Regions from separate parts of the Homo sapiens genome. Here region 2 is linked to region 1. Evidence: chromatin contacts called from ENCODE Hi-C or POLR2A ChIA-PET data. All regions are on one chromosome and are shown on one strand. Each heading gives the region's core, a stretch centred on a gene start or an enhancer-like site at or near the end of the contact. The rest is flanking DNA. Distances are from core to core; before and after follow the strand shown. Region 1 holds the start of GNAT2 (G protein subunit alpha transducin 2). Region 2 holds the start of PSRC1 (proline and serine rich coiled-coil 1).

Evidence for each region. Hi-C counts contacts between places; a loop is a spot of excess contacts on that map. ChIA-PET counts read pairs that join two places held with the same protein, here RNA polymerase II (POLR2A). Pooled maps may share reads with other maps.
Region 2: a loop to region 1 is called in a map of CD8-positive, alpha-beta T cell, with 11 times the contacts of the local background. The contact joins the promoter of PSRC1 here to the promoter of GNAT2 in region 1. A Hi-C loop is called at or near these places in 4 of 168 maps with a recorded cell type or tissue (CD4-positive, alpha-beta T cell, CD8-positive, alpha-beta T cell, IMR-90 and 1 more), 1 of 37 single-sample maps with no recorded cell type and 11 of 50 pooled maps. POLR2A ChIA-PET finds 5 or more read pairs at or near these places in 1 of 52 experiments (PC-3).

Annotation. Positions count from the first base shown.
Region 1 is chr1:109,618,230-109,621,370 of GRCh38, reverse strand. GNAT2 (G protein subunit alpha transducin 2) reads left to right here and starts at 1,755. Exons shown (of 9, transcript NM_001377295.2): 1 at 1,755-1,888. It overlaps AMPD2 (adenosine monophosphate deaminase 2), which reads right to left and starts at 1,534. Exons shown (of 19, transcript NM_001368809.2): 1 at 1,093-1,534; 2 at 105-457. The coding sequence starts at 195. RefSeq lists enhancers at 249-777, 737-786, 1,308-1,836, 1,807-1,856, 1,837-2,367 and 1 more and a silencer at 1,427-1,616.
Region 2 is chr1:109,281,895-109,285,122 of GRCh38, reverse strand. It overlaps PSRC1 (proline and serine rich coiled-coil 1), which reads left to right and starts at 1,978. Exons shown (of 8, transcript NM_001032291.3): 1 at 1,978-2,060; 2 at 2,387-2,443; 3 at 2,548-2,605; 4 at 3,063-3,228. The coding sequence starts at 2,425. RefSeq lists enhancers at 1,467-1,516, 884-1,609.

The sequences.
Region 1 (3,141 bases), core at 506-3,005:
GGATGCCGGAGGAGGTGGCCCCCTCTGAGGGGACCAGCACCTTGGGCGAGAGGTGGCAAGACAGAGCCCAGCATCTATCCTGAGGCCAGGAAGCACACACTCACCTGGAGCTGCAGTGGAGGCCTGCAGGCTGGCCCGCTTCTTAAAGGGATATTTGGCCTTGGGCTTGCCAGAGCCAGATGGATAGGATGCCATGGCTGGGACCACGGCGGCGACAGCGGGGGAGTCTGAGCGGCACCGGCTGGGGCCTGGCTCTGCCACATCCAACCCCTTCCTCCGCCCCGCCCCCAGCGGGAGTGACTGATGCAGGAAGCAGCGGCTCCGCAGGCGGAAGAGGCCCTGGCCACGATTTCTCATGTTGTCTAGGCAACCTCGGGGAGTGGGGCCTCCATCTCTGCCCCTTATCCCTCCCCTGCCTCCTCAGTCCCAGGAGTGACGTGACTGATGGTGGCTGGGCCTGGCGGGGGGCGGGGAGGGGGTGGGTAGAAAAGAAGATGGGGAAGGGCCAGCCCCCAGCTCTCCACTAACCCACCAAGAGCCCTCACCCCATCATGCCAGGGCTCCCGGGCAAAGAAGCCAAAGTCCAGGCTAGCTGGTCCTTCCAGCTAGCCTGGAAGAAAAAAGAATAACAAACAGGAATTCAGCAGCGAGCGAGTCCAAGCTCAAACACAGTCCTCCCGGGGCAGGGCAGGCATACTCCGTGAAAACCCAGCACCCACTTTCCTTCCACATCTGACCCTCAGCTCCCGGGGTAGCCCAGCTCTGGGAGGAGGGGGAAGAACCGAGAATCCCAGCCCAGGAGGGAGGGGCCTGTCCCGGGAAAATTCCACCGTCGCCAAATAGCTACCTCCCAGGAAGGCAGGAAGGCCAGGAGACCCCCTTGTCTGGGGGTCTGGGACAGAGACCCTAGCCTCTTTGGATTTTTCCTCTGTCTCTGCACACTCTGGCTCTGCTCCCCAGGCCCTCCTGGGAGGAGCTGACCGCCTTCCCTAGGTCCTGCTGCTGTGCTGTGACTCCCACCCTCTTGTCACTCTGGCCACAGCACTTCTCTGTCCCAGAGACCCTCCCTCCAACACACGTACACACACTCACCTGAGGCCATGATGCCCGAGTTCCGAGGGGAGGCTGCCCACGAGAAGTCTGTACAGCAGAAAGCCCGGGTCCTGAGGGACGGCAGGGGGATCGGGCCACAGACCCCAGCCAAGTCACTCCAAGGGCCCCTGCCCTGGCACTGAGATGGGGAAAGTAAGGCAGTCTTTCAAAATTGCCAGCTGGCCGGAGGTGGACTCCCGCAGACCTCGGCAGCCGGACTGGCCTCAAGGCGACCCCGGTGTCGCGACCACCCAACCCTGCAATCGAGAGGCTGGTAGGCCACGTGCTCCCAAGGGAGCGGGACCCGAAACTCGTCCAGATTTCTCTCAACACTCCCTGGGCATTCAGGGTCGGACTCCCGCGGCCGGACTGTGGGGGAGTCACGCAACAGGTGAGACCCCACCAAAATCTCGCCGGCTCCGCGCCAGGCTCTGCGGCCCTTGGCCCCGCCCCCGCCTGGCCCCGCCTCCGCCTGCCGACCCCGCCTCGCCATTTTTTTCTCTTCCTGGGCGCCACGTGGGCAGCCACCACACCGCGGTAGGGCTGGCCTGAGCCGACCCTGGGTCTTGGGCCAGTTCCGTGCGTCAGCTTCCTCATCAGTAAGATGGGGTAATGACAGTACCTCACTCAAAGGGGTTACTGTGAAGATTAAACGTAAAGTCCCTTTACACAGTGCCTGGCACGAAGTGAGGGCCCAGTGAAAGGTAGCTGTTATCATTGTCCCAGGATTCATTTTAAGCAGAAGTCCTGCCCCTGCAATCTCACTTGGTCGTCTGTTTTCTTCCGGCCGGCGTAGGTAGGAGGCTGTGCCCTGCAATTCTGGCTCCCCTTCCCACATTTCTGTATTTGGTGGTTAAGAGCTTTAACTCTAGCCAGAATGTCTGGGTTCAAATCCAGATTTCACCTACTTCCTGACTGATACTGGGCAAGTTACCTAACTTCTCTGTGCTTCTATTTCGTCTGTAAAATGAGTGTAAGAGTACCTGCTTTATATGGTGGTTAAGATAAATGAGTTAATATAAGTTAACTGCTTAGAACTGTGCCTGGCCTGTAGTTAGTACTCAGTATTCATGTATTACCATTGCTTTAGCCTTGGCCTTGGTTCTCTATTGACACTCACAGGTTGATTCACTTGCAGCCGTTCTGGGGTCTATCCAACAAGCATCCCCACTGCCAAGGGGTAGATAATCCGACCTAAAGGGAACTTGTGGAGGGAAGTCCCTAAGACTTCACTGAATATAATTAAATGCATTAGCAGGAATTAATCTCTTCCCTATTTTCCCTCTTGTGGGAGGCCTTTGCCCCCCACACCCAGTTGTTCTAATGCTGTTTGTCTGGCTCCTCCCAGTTCTTACCACTCCCACAGCAGAGATCCTTCCCAAACTCTGCCTCCCTCTTCTCTCCCCACGCTGGATTCTGGACCCTGAACCCTTTTCTCCACCTGCATCTGGTGCCACTTCCATTGATCCCTGGCTACTGTTCCCTGAACAAACTTAAAAAAAACTTGGCCTCTTCACCTCACACAGAATCCATAAAACTAAAAAGAGAACAGAGATAACCAGGTTTACCTAATCAAAATAGCAAAGACTAAAAAACAAAAAACCAAAAAATAAACGCTAATGCAGGTTGGCAAGGGTATAGTTAGTGAGATGGGAGACACACACACACGTACATGTGCACAAACACATTACTGGTGGCCTTGAACACTGATATAATCTTTCTGAAAGCCATCTGGTAATATAGAATCAAAATTTTCAAAAAGGTTCTTATTATTTGACCCAGTAATCAACTTTCTGGAAGTTGTTTTTCTAAAAAGAGCTGCCAGAAAAATATGTATGCAAAAAGTTGTTCAGCACCACAATGTGTATTGCATAGAAAAGTTAGATACTTTAAAGGTCGAACAATAGGGGAATGTTTATGTAATATTCATACCATGAAATACAGCCATTAAAAATTGTTCTTGGAGAAATGTTTAATGATGTGGAAATGTTTACAATATAAAGTTAGGTAAAAGAATGGATGCAAAACACTATACACAGTATGGTCCTA
Region 2 (3,228 bases), core at 729-3,228, 340 kb after region 1:
GTGAGGATGACCAGCTGTCACTTTCTTTTTTTTTTTTTTTGAGACGGAGTCTCACTCTGTCGCCCAGGCTGGAGTGCGGAGGTGCGATCTCGGCTCACTGCAAGCTCTGCCTCCCAAGTTCACGCCATTCTCCTGCCTCAGCCTCCCGAGTAGTTGGGGCTACAGGGGCCCGCCACCACGCCCGGCTAATTTTTTGTATTTTTAGTACAGACGGGGTTTCACCGTGTTAGCCAGGATGGTCTGGATCTCCTGACCTCGTGATTCGCCCGCCTCGGCCTCCCAAAGTGCTGGGACTACAGGCGTGAGCCACCGCGCCTGGCCTACTTTCTTTACCATCTTGGTTTCTGGCAGATTTGGCCGGCTTCTTTACTGCACCGTTTTATTAGAGGGATGTTTGAGATCTGTATCTTGTGCGGACCTGCTGTCTCCTCCTGTTGTTACCAGAAAGGGGTCCGGATCCAGACCCCAAGAGAGGGTTCTTGGCCCTTGCATAGGAAATAATTCAGGGCAAGTCCATAAAGTGAAAGCAAGTTTATTAAGAAAGAAAAGGGATAAAGAATGCCTACTCCAGAGGCAGAGCAGCCCGGAGGGCTGCTGGTTGGCCATTTTTATGGTTATTTCTTGATTATATGCTAAACAAGGGATGAATTATTCATGAGTTTTCCGGGAAAGGGGTAGGCAACTCCCTGGAACTAAGAATTCCTCCCCTTTTTAGACCATGTAGGGTAATTTCCTGATGTTGCCATGGTATTTGTAAACCGTGGTGATGCTGTCTGGAGTGTCTTTTAGCATGCTAATACATTATAATTAGCGTATAATGAGGACTGAGGACCTCCAGAGGTCAGTTTCATCGCCATCTTGGTTTCGGTAGGTTTTGGCTGGCTTCTTTACCGCATGCTGTTTTACCACCAGGGTCTTTGTGACCTGTATCTTGTGCCAACCTCCTATCTCATCCTGTGACTTAGAATGCCTAACCTCCTAGGAATACAGCCCAGGTCTCAACCTTATTTTACCCAGCCTCTATTCCAGATGGAGTCGTTCTGGTTTGAAGCCTCTGACAAGTTCACTGGTGGCCCGGGCAACATTTAGAAACAACAGAGACAACACTCCTAACAAGTTGGTTTAAGCATTTTACAAATACTGCTTTTAGTTCAGAGGGGGCTACTTACAAACACCCCCTCTAAATCCCCTAAGGGCACACGGTAGAAAACGCCTTCATAATTATCCTCGTAACACCGTAACTGCGAGGACCAACATCCTCCTTTCACAGATAAGCGAAGAGAGGTGAAAAGAGGGCAAATATACTCAAGGCAGCCGCCTCTAAACCGAAACTTGGGTTCTGAGGTCAGTTAAACTTGGGTTGCATTTGAACCTAAGCCTGCCTGCGTGAAAAGCCCGTTGCTTTCTTTGCACCTCAGCTGCCTCAGGTTCTTGAAGAGGCGATGGAGGATGTACTTCTAAGAGAACCTCAATATACCTACAATATAAGTGTTTAGGTGCTCCCTTAACTTGGAAAAAACCCACAACTGAGGAACCTCGGCCAATGCGGCGCCTGCATATTGAGTGCGCCCAAGAAAACGAATTTCCTCCCGTAGAGCGTCGGTTAGCGGCCACGTTAGGCAGCACAACCGTTCTGGAGACTGGGTGCTCGGCGGCCCAGCAGAGGGAGCGGGGCGGGGCGCGAGTTCCATACTCGTGGGTCCGTTTCTTCCCTCCTGGCCAGCCGCGCTCTGCTCCCATCTGCCTACGGGAAAGAGAGTCTCCGCGCACGCGAGCACGCGCACTCGCAGCCTCAACCCTCGGCTCCGCCACCGGGATGCAGTCTTCTGGGAACGGTTCTCCCCCAGCCCCCACCGGCTGACTTCCGGCCGGCAGCTCCTCAGCCCCTCCCCCTGAGGATTCACCAATCACGGTGCGCGTGTGGCTTGAGTAGGTGGGGCCTGAGAGATTCGAAAGGAGCCCCGCCCCCTCGGAGCTGATTCCCGGGACTAGGTTGCGGGAGAAAGCCTGTTGCGTGGAAGATAAGGCGGCGCGGGAAGTGGACACAGGGTGGGCTGGAGGTGTGCTTCGCGTGTGATGCCAGGGGAGTGGAAAGGTGGCTTGGGGAGTGCAGAACCCTGAGGATAGTGGCGGGGAGGAAGATGGGGCGTGCAGGCCGCCCCCAGTGAGGAGAGGCCAGGATGCAGGGCGGCTCCAGGGCAATCTGGGCAGTTGGGGGAGCCCTCCGTATCGTTCCCGGAGGTAGCAGGAGTAGCTGTGCGGGAGGTGCCACTCCTGGGCGCTTGCTTTGCCTCCAGCATGACCCCCGACCCTGGCTTGCACCCTGAATCTAGCTGCGAGCCTTGGGCAGAATGGATACCTGAGGAAAGGTATGGTTTCTCTCCAGCTCAGATCTAACTGGACTCTCGCTCCTGCTGGCTGGACATGGAGGATTTGGAGGAAGGTAAGGAAAGGAGGGAGGGAAGAATGAAAGGGAGGAGTGAGACCCAGCGATGGAGAGCTGCATCAGGGACCCATGACTGGCTTTCATTCTTCTTTCCCCTTCAGATGTAAGGTTTATTGTGGATGAGACCTTGGACTTTGGGGGGCTGTCACCATCTGACAGGTACCAGCCTCTTTATCCCACTTATTTTCCTCTAACAGTACCTCTTTGTCTCGAATCCCTTACTGCTGAATTATTGGCTTGGGTTGGTAACTTAGCAAGGTTTGGCGCACTTGGGGCTGCTGGGCGGCTGGCTGACTCGGGCCTCTATGACACTATTGGTAGCGGGGAGAGAAGGGAGAAGCTGGAGTTAGATTTCAGGGTGTTAAGAAGAAGGATAAGTGGATTTGCTGCATCTCCATCCTGGCATCATTTCTGATGTCCGTAAATGCTAAAGGCCTATTAGGCCCCATAGAACCAGGTATCTCATCGCCCAGAGGCCACATCTCACAGCCAGCATGGGCATCGGGGCCTAGGGTCATGTCCCTGGCTCTGTTGTGGGGCTTTTATGCAGTCTCCCTTGCATAATCTCCTGTTCCCTTTTGCATGGGCATGATGCCTGGTTTGTTTCCTGTCTCAGCCGTGAGGAGGAAGACATAACAGTGTTGGTGACTCCAGAGAAACCACTTCGACGGGGCCTCTCCCACCGAAGTGACCCAAATGCAGTGGCACCTGCCCCCCAGGGTGTGAGGCTCAGCCTAGGCCCCCTCAGTCCAGAGAAGCTGGAGGAGATCCTCGATGAGGCC